Regions from separate parts of the Homo sapiens genome. Here all the other regions are linked to region 2. Evidence: chromatin loops called from intact Hi-C (ENCODE). Cell type or tissue: IMR-90. All regions are shown on one strand. Region 1 has its middle 59 kb from the start of TSHZ3-AS1. Region 2 overlaps LOC124900621 (a long non-coding RNA gene). Region 3 overlaps TSHZ3 (teashirt zinc finger homeobox 3).

Region 1 (2,500 bases), 140 kb before region 2:
ATTGGCACCTATTCTACATGGGGTCTTTGGTCGGGTGGGAGAGCTCCCAGCAAGGAGGAGTGACTTGCCCAAGGTCACACACTTCATGTCAGTGGCAGAGCCAAGGCTGGAGCTATGGGCCTCCCCCTCCTCCCCCACTGTTTCTGCTACCCCGTACAACTCATTCCATGGAGACTAGAGCTCTGGTGCCTCACTCATCCGTTTTATTTTATTTAGTTATTTAATTATTTACTTATTTATGTGGTTATTACCCATCTAGTTCCAGAGATAACTTAGGGCCTCTATACAGCTCATTAATTGCCTCATTGCTAGCTAGAAACAGTGGGACTGGCTGAGAGGGGTGGGGATGTGAGGAGTGGGGGGGACCCACAGGATCTGTGAGACATGGAAACCTGGAAGCCTGCTGCAGGGCACACTGTCCCCCCTCTCTTGGCCCCGCACAAAATGACATCATGCAGGAAGTGGCCCCATGCAGGAAGTCCCTCCCCCAATAAGTCCCCCACTTGCCACAGGGCACGTCTTGCCCTGACCAGCAGGACGGGGGCACTCCAGCTGGGGAGAAGGCAGCTTTCCTTCATGCCTTCGCAGCTCCTCGTGCTCGCTGCTGGGGGGCAGCCGTGGGCAGCGGGTGGCGAGGTTATGAATGCCAAGAGGAGAGGGGCTGCTGTCACATCTCCATGCAGCTTTGCAAAGCTTCATAGGATTCTCATCCAGTGCCCACACTCCCCACCCCCTGCCATTTCTTTGTCCTTCCTCCATGAAAATGACCTGTCCTAAAATTAGTGCCAGAATCCACATGGATTCTAATATAATCAAGGTGGGTTCAACGGCCTTGAGAATTTGGAGGAGAGTTTCCTGTCCCTGTCCTCCGGGACCTCCAAGTCCTGGCTCAGAGGCTGCAATTCTGAGCCAGCCATCTTCAGACCCCGGCAGGGCAGAGACCCACACCACCCTTCACGATGCTGTCTGCCCTGGTCATTTCTGCTCACCCAAGATGTCCGTGCCAGCACTGCCATCAATTAGTCCTGAGGAATGGACAAAGGGGGTTACAGGAAATTAATTTCATCTGGGTTTTCTCTCCTGAGGTCCTGCCTGGCAGTCAGCGCTCTCAACACCCACATGTCCGCAGCCCAACTGTTGCGTCCATCAGCTCTTGTCCGAGTTAACTATTCATTTTATGTATTTTAATTTGGGCAGAACATTTATTTGGCTTAAATTTCCTTTTCAGGGGTTGGAATGTGCCTTCCACTCACAGGCAGAGATGATCTGCTCGAATTTCGTCAGAAGGAGTTTAGTTTACAAAGATAGCAACTGAGCTATTAAAACCAACAACCCCTTTTAAAGCAAACAGACCATTAAAATATAGGAACAGTTTATGGCATAAATAAAATTGAGGATATAGATTATTTAAAGATAAGATTTTCAAGAAACAGGGATAAAAAAACATTTAAATAATTTCTCCACGGTATATATTTTTTTTACAAAGTGAACTTCAAAATGCAAATGCAAATTTTTTAAAAAAAAGCACAGAAAGACATTAAAAACCTATCTTACTAGTAAAGACATATGAAAACGACTTGACTTTTTCTTCTTGATCTGTGTATGATTTTTAAGAGGTGGAGTGGGAGGGGGGAGCTCTTCGAATTCATAAATGGTAGCATTTACCCAGCTCGTGAAATCACATTGTGGAAAAAGAAGCAAGACATTTGCTTCTAGATCATTCTTTGCAGCTGACTGACAGATACAACAATTTTGTCCATTAGTCCGAGCCATTGTCTTCCCTCAGCACTGAAGTACTGTACCGCGGAGGTAGATTTCCACTGCTATGCATATTTTAAGGGTTATTTGGCAACACGGGTAAAGCTAAAAGTAGCCTCTTAATCTAATTAATTGACATTTCTGAATCTTGCTTTCACAACAACACATGGTTTCATGTTCTGGGTTTTAGCACTTGTCAAGCTTTTTTGGAGAATGTTTTGGTCAGAATGACAAGATAATTTGTGACTGAGGCTCCAAGCTAGAGAAGTGTTTAAGGCTATAATGATTTATTATCATCACAGAATAACAAAATTTACAAAGTGTTTCATCAGAATTTTTGAAATAAGTTTGCCACCATAGGAGAATCATTGGGGTGGAGGGGGCTGGGCTCGCAGACAGGGAGGGTTCCGACTTCATATACAAACTCAGCCGTGACTGATGGCTTAACATCTCTCTATGAAATTTATCTCTGCACGTGCCTTGAGAGAGAAACCACAGAGTACTTTTGGAGGACAAGAGGTGATAGAACAAGAACACAGAGAAAATTCAGACCTCTCCCCCGGTTTCTGTAAGCAGGAAACCCGAGTCCCAGCTCCACTTGTAACGTATATGTGGCTGCAGTCAACGATGAATTTCTACATTTTGGCAACGGTCAGAGTGAAAGTAGTCGCACTATCTATAGAAACTTTGAGATGGAGAACACTTGGAGTATGCTACTGAAAATGCAAGAAACACATTTTTG
Region 2 (2,500 bases):
CTTTTTCTGTAAAGGGCTAGCCAGCAAATATTCTCCATTTTCTGAGTCATTCTGTCTCTGTTGCAACCGCTTTGCTCTTGCAGCATGACAGCCCCCATACACGATCTGTAAATAAATGGACAAGGCTGGGTTCCAATAAAACTTTATTTAAAAAAGCAGGCTGGCCAGGCACAGTGGCTCACGCCTGTAATCCCAGCACTTTGGGAGGCCGAGGCAGGTGGATCACCTGAGGTCAGGAGTTCAAGACCAGCCTGGCCAACATGGTGAAAACCCATCTCTATTAAAAATACAAAAATTAGCCGGGTGTGGTGGCAGGCATCTGCAATCTCAGCTACTCAGGAGGCTGAGGCAGGAGAATCACTTGAACCCGGGAGGTGGAGGTTCTAGTGAGCCGAGATTGTGCTATTTGCACTCTAGCCTGGGTGACAGAGCGAGACTCCATCTCCAAAAAAAAAAAAAAGCTATAGCATATCAACCCCTGTTCTAATCTAGTCTTCATTTTATAGATAGGGAGACTGAAGTTCACAGAAGCAGAGAAAATTTTCCAAAGTCTCCCAGCCAATGAGTCATGGAGACGGGAGAAGGCCCAAGGATCCCACGGAGCTTGTTTAGTGTAGTTTCCACTGCATCAGGGTAGCACTGCGTGCAATGAGAGACTTTGGCCATTCTTAGATCTTAATGCCAAATTGTACCTGGCTTGCTACCACAGGCTAAAGATTAGAAGGGCTAGAATCAACAGTTAGGTGGTGATCAACTTGGTAGAAAGCGGGTTTGTCACCATGGGCCAGGGTCATGCTTTCACTTCTGGAATTTGGTTACTGCTGGCAACTTTTTGGGAAACAGTTTTGGGAAATTATGTAAAGAGAATTGTAGGGGGTTTAGTAGTGGCCTCCAAAAAGATATGAGCATGTTCCAGAACTTGCAAATGTAACTTCTTTGTTAAAGAGTCTTTGCAGGTGCTTTAAAGTTAAGGATCTCAAGATGAGACCATTCTGGAATATCCAGGTGGATCCTAAATCCAATGACAAGTGTCCCTGTAAGAGACTGAAGAGGAGAGGACACGCTTCTCTGCCTCCGTGGGAGAAGAGGAGAAGGCCCGGCAAAGACGGAGGCAGAGGTTGGAACTCTGCAGTCACAAGCCAGGGAACATGGAAGCCACCAGGAGCTGGAAGAGTCAAGGAAGTGTCCTCCCCTGAAGCCTCTAGAGGGAGCGAAGCCCTGTAGACATTGGCTCATTTTTGGTATTTTCTTTCTTTCTTTTTTTTTTTTTTTTTGGTAAAGATGGGGCTTCACCAGGCTGGTCTCGAACTCCTGATTTCTGACTTCCAGTTCCCAAACCTGTGGGAGAACACATTTATGTTGTCTCTAGCCACCAAGTGCATGGAATTTGTTATGACAGTTACAGGGAAGTAACACGGGAATTTTATTTTAAACCCTACATTTGGCAAAAAAAAAAAAAAAAAAAAATGGGCAAAAGACACAGACAAAAGTGGGCACAGCTTTGTGAGCAAATGGCCATGGCTTTTTGCAAATAAACTTTCTAGTAGGAGAACTTACTGATGCATGAGCCCAGGCAGTGGAAACTGAAGGAAGCAGTCTGGTTGGAGGAAGCAACGTCTCCATCCCAAAATCACCATGTCTCTGAATGAGAGTTCTTTCCACACCCACACATAAGGGGCAAGAACAGTGGAGGGGCCACAGCTGGGCTGCTTCCAGCATCTGCAGGCTTCCCAGGTCCAGGGAAGAGAAGCCAAGGCTGCATGCACTGGACCATGGCGGATCACGGATTGTTGGTTCCCACCGTAGAAAACTTCCAAAGCCTGCAGTAGCCACCTCTAATCGAGTGGTTCTCTCTTGGCACAGCAAAAATGTTCACCATTGAGTACTGGGCATTAGACTCTGGCCCTGGTGCCCTCTGGCAAGTGACACTAAAAATCTCTGAGAGATATAAGAATGAAAATCAGGAGCTTGGTGTGGTGGCTTATGCCTGTAATGCCAGCACTTTGAGAAGCCAAAATGGGAGGATTGCTTGAGGCCATGAGGTCCAGCCTGGGCAACACAGTGAGACCCCATATCTACTAAAAATACACAAATTAGCTGGGCATGGTTGTGCACCTGTAGTCCCAGCTACTCGGGAGGGTGAGGTGGGAGGATCACTTGAGCCCAAGAGGTTGAGCCTGCAGTAAGCAATGATGGTGCCACTGCACTCTAGCCTGGGTGACAGAGCAAGACCCTACTCTAAAAAAAAAAAAAAAAAAAAAAAAAAAAGAATGACATCAAGATATTGTGCATTCCATCACAGGTTGATGGAACTAACTCAGGGAAACAGCAGGAGAAACTAGAAAGTATATGCAAAGCATTTACTCAGCATCAATGGAACAGCTGCCTCCTCTATTCAAAGGCAATCTCTACGATGTCCTCTCTTTGGCCCCTGCCACCCCTACCCAGGCCTTTGCTGTGGTCGTTCTCCTGCTGGGAAGCCTAACCTGTTCCTCCCTTT
Region 3 (2,500 bases), 210 kb before region 2:
TTTCCCAGGCCTCCCATCACCCTGCCCTAAGTATGCACTTGAAACGTCGGAGAATTCATTTCAGAGTTCTGAAACTAAATCCTGGTGGAGAAGAGCTGCACCATGCCAAACAGTCGATTTCCTTTTCAGCAGAGTCATACATCACTGACCCACCCTTCCCTCCTGACAGAATGACATATGTCATTTATCATATGGGCCCCAGCCAGACTACGGGGAGGGGAGGGAAGCCCAGGTCCATGTGAGGCTGTCTCTTCCTCCTCTTGGTACTGTACCCTGTGGCTTGCAGGAGGGAGCTCTGCTGATTTGGCAAGAGGGAAAGGGAGGAAAGAGGCTGGGCAGGGGAGAAGGGGGTAGAGCCTGCTTCTGGATGGCTGGGTGCGTGGCGTGGCGGGTGGGAGATTGGCAGAGGCACGGGAGAGGTTATGCTCATTCATATTATCTGCTAAACCACACTGTTCAGCCTTTGACACTCTTCTGACTTTTTTTCCCCCCTTTCTCATTCCTTTTCTCTTTTCCCTGCCTTTTTTTTTCCCCATTAGTCAAGGGGAGAGAAAAAAAAAAGAAAAAAGAAAAAGGTTGACAGGTATCATTCAAGCCACCCTGGCTTGCAAAGGGTGGTAGAAATGAATCTCAGGGCTCCTGACTTCACATGATTCAAACGTGCGTTATTGAAGATGGATGTTCCTTAAAAAAAGATTGATGGTGGATGCCGGGCTTCGGGTACCATTTATCATTTTGAATATTATTTAGACTTGCCGTGTAAACCTGTAACTTGAGAGTCGGACAAGCTGGGGCAGGGTAGGGGCCTGTGTGTGTGTTTCTATCGATTGGCCTTGCCTTCTCATTGCAGCTGACCAGACACAAACCCTCGCATGTGCAATACAGAAGACTCCCCCACTGGAAAAAAAAGAAAAAAGAAAGAAAGAAAGAAAGAAAAAAAAGATGGAGGGAGGAAGGCTTTAATTTTGAATAATTTCCAAGGACACAGAGAAAAATGAAGTATCTGTGATTTACACTAAAGCTCACAGGCAACTTTCTCTCTCCCTCTTTTTCTTCCCCCACAGAAGCAGTCACGTACAAAACATTAAAATATAAACAGAGCTGCAGTTGCTGAAGCCAGAACCCTTGTCTGATTTTTTTTAAACTCCGTGTCATGCTAAAAAAAAAAAAAAAAGAAAAAAAAAAGAAAAACCAACACCGTATCTGAAAAGCTTAGCACAATATAACTATTAAAAAAATCTTTTGGTTGGCTTGGTTAGTAGTGTGAGAATGAAGAAACGTAAAGACTTCCACGTCTCAGGAATATTTCAGATAAAAAATAATCTTTTGCGGCTCCCTGCCCGGGCTCCCAGCAGCCTCTTCCCCTTTGTGTCTGAGCTCTGTCCCCTCTGCAGGGCCCCAGCAGACCCCCACCAGGCCTGATGTGGACAGCTGTTCCCAAGCCCTGCCAGTTAATCGCTTCTGGGTTTGCACCCTTGAGCTGTGTGCACCAGGACACCCCCACCTACTGGAAGTACTCAGGGACGCAGCCTGGTTCACTGACACAGCCCCCAGCTGCCTGAGGAGTCGGTGAAGCTCTGGCCTTTCCACCTCTTCTGCTGCAAGAGGCCTTGCAGCCTGCTTCCCTGGTGGAAAAAGGAAAGCAGAAACTCTAGGCCTTCCTGCTGGATCTACACTACTGGGAGAGCCCCGATAGTGCAAATTTAATTGGCAGGGATTCTATTAAATATGTGACTTTATTTGGGGTTGCTAATGAAATCAAAGGCTTGTTGTATGACTTACAGTGTGGACATTAATTTTTAAGAATGATGGGATAGAAAGTTAGAACGGAAGAGTTTTTCTACCTAAAGAAATGAGAATCTAGAATTTGTGAAAGGGCTGAATGTTCCTATCTTGCTGCTTCTGGGACAAACTTTTCCCTGACATGTAAAACGCCTGCAACTGCCATGAACAGGAAAGAAATGGAAATGGTACTGATTCACTCATCAACTCCAGGCAACTTTGTGTGTGTGTGTGTGTGTGTGTGTGTGTGTGTTTATTTTGAAATAACTTTATTCGCAGCCTAACACTTTGCACTGCATTCAGCATGACTTAGAATTTACTTTTGGTGTTGTCCAGCTGCTGCCAAAAATTGGGTAGAATCAGATTGGTATTCTTTGTTGGTGCCTGGAATTGTAGCCAGTGGTACAAAGGTGATGTTGTTCCTTGCTGAGACTTCGTGGAAGAAGGCAAAACTTTGATCATCTGCCCTTGCACTTGGGCAGTGTTGAAGGTGATTGGAGTACAAGTGCCAATTTGCAGGAACAATTGTAAACACCTTTGATACAAATGCCATCATCCCATTTTTACTGATTAGAAAAACTTTGCTATTAATAGGTGCAAAGTCCATTTCAGGTATAATTGGTAAGGAACTGAGTGCACTCATGGGAAGAAACCTTGTTTTGTTTTTTGTTCGCTTTTCTTCTTATCCCCTTTTCTCAGTTTTATGGCTGGAGACATG

What was found. Hi-C counts contacts between places; a loop is a spot of excess contacts. Peaks named below come from ENCODE experiments on the same cell type or tissue, not always from the same donor. Only the 100,000 strongest peaks of a DNase experiment are listed, where the experiment ranks them.
Region 1: it touches region 2 in a loop (2.5-fold over the local background); 2 of 110 quality-filtered maps call a loop at or near these places.
Region 3: a loop joins it to region 2, with 4 times the contacts of the local background. A loop is called at or near these places in 2 of 110 quality-filtered maps.

The regions. Positions count from the first base shown.
Region 1 is chr19:31,261,557-31,264,056 of GRCh38, reverse strand. It overlaps a transcript of TSHZ3 not described here. Among named protein-coding and RNA genes, the nearest start is that of TSHZ3-AS1, 59 kb to the left of the region's middle. In IMR-90, no CTCF peak of the experiment used is centred here; no DNase peak of the experiment used is centred here; H3K4me3 peaks cover 349 bases; H3K27ac peaks cover 647 bases.
Region 2 is chr19:31,124,525-31,127,024 of GRCh38, reverse strand. It overlaps LOC124900621 (a long non-coding RNA gene), which reads right to left. Exons shown (of 3, transcript XR_935901.2): 3 at 1,276-1,338. LOC105372356 (a long non-coding RNA gene) reads left to right here. Exons shown (of 6, transcript XR_935899.3): 6 at 1-440. Among named protein-coding and RNA genes, the nearest start is that of LINC01791, 42 kb to the left of the region's middle. In IMR-90, a CTCF peak has its summit at 1,396; a DNase peak (open chromatin) is centred at 64; H3K27ac peaks cover 349 bases.
Region 3 is chr19:31,337,256-31,339,755 of GRCh38, reverse strand. The region is part of intron 1 of TSHZ3 (teashirt zinc finger homeobox 3); the gene reads left to right. It overlaps TSHZ3-AS1 (TSHZ3 antisense RNA 1), which reads right to left. Exons shown (of 3, transcript XR_002958388.2): 1 at 1-2,500. Among named protein-coding and RNA genes, the nearest start is that of TSHZ3, 11 kb to the left of the region's middle. In IMR-90, a CTCF peak has its summit at 1,510 (motif pointing left); DNase peaks (open chromatin) are centred at 1,085 and 1,525; H3K27ac peaks cover 2,269 bases.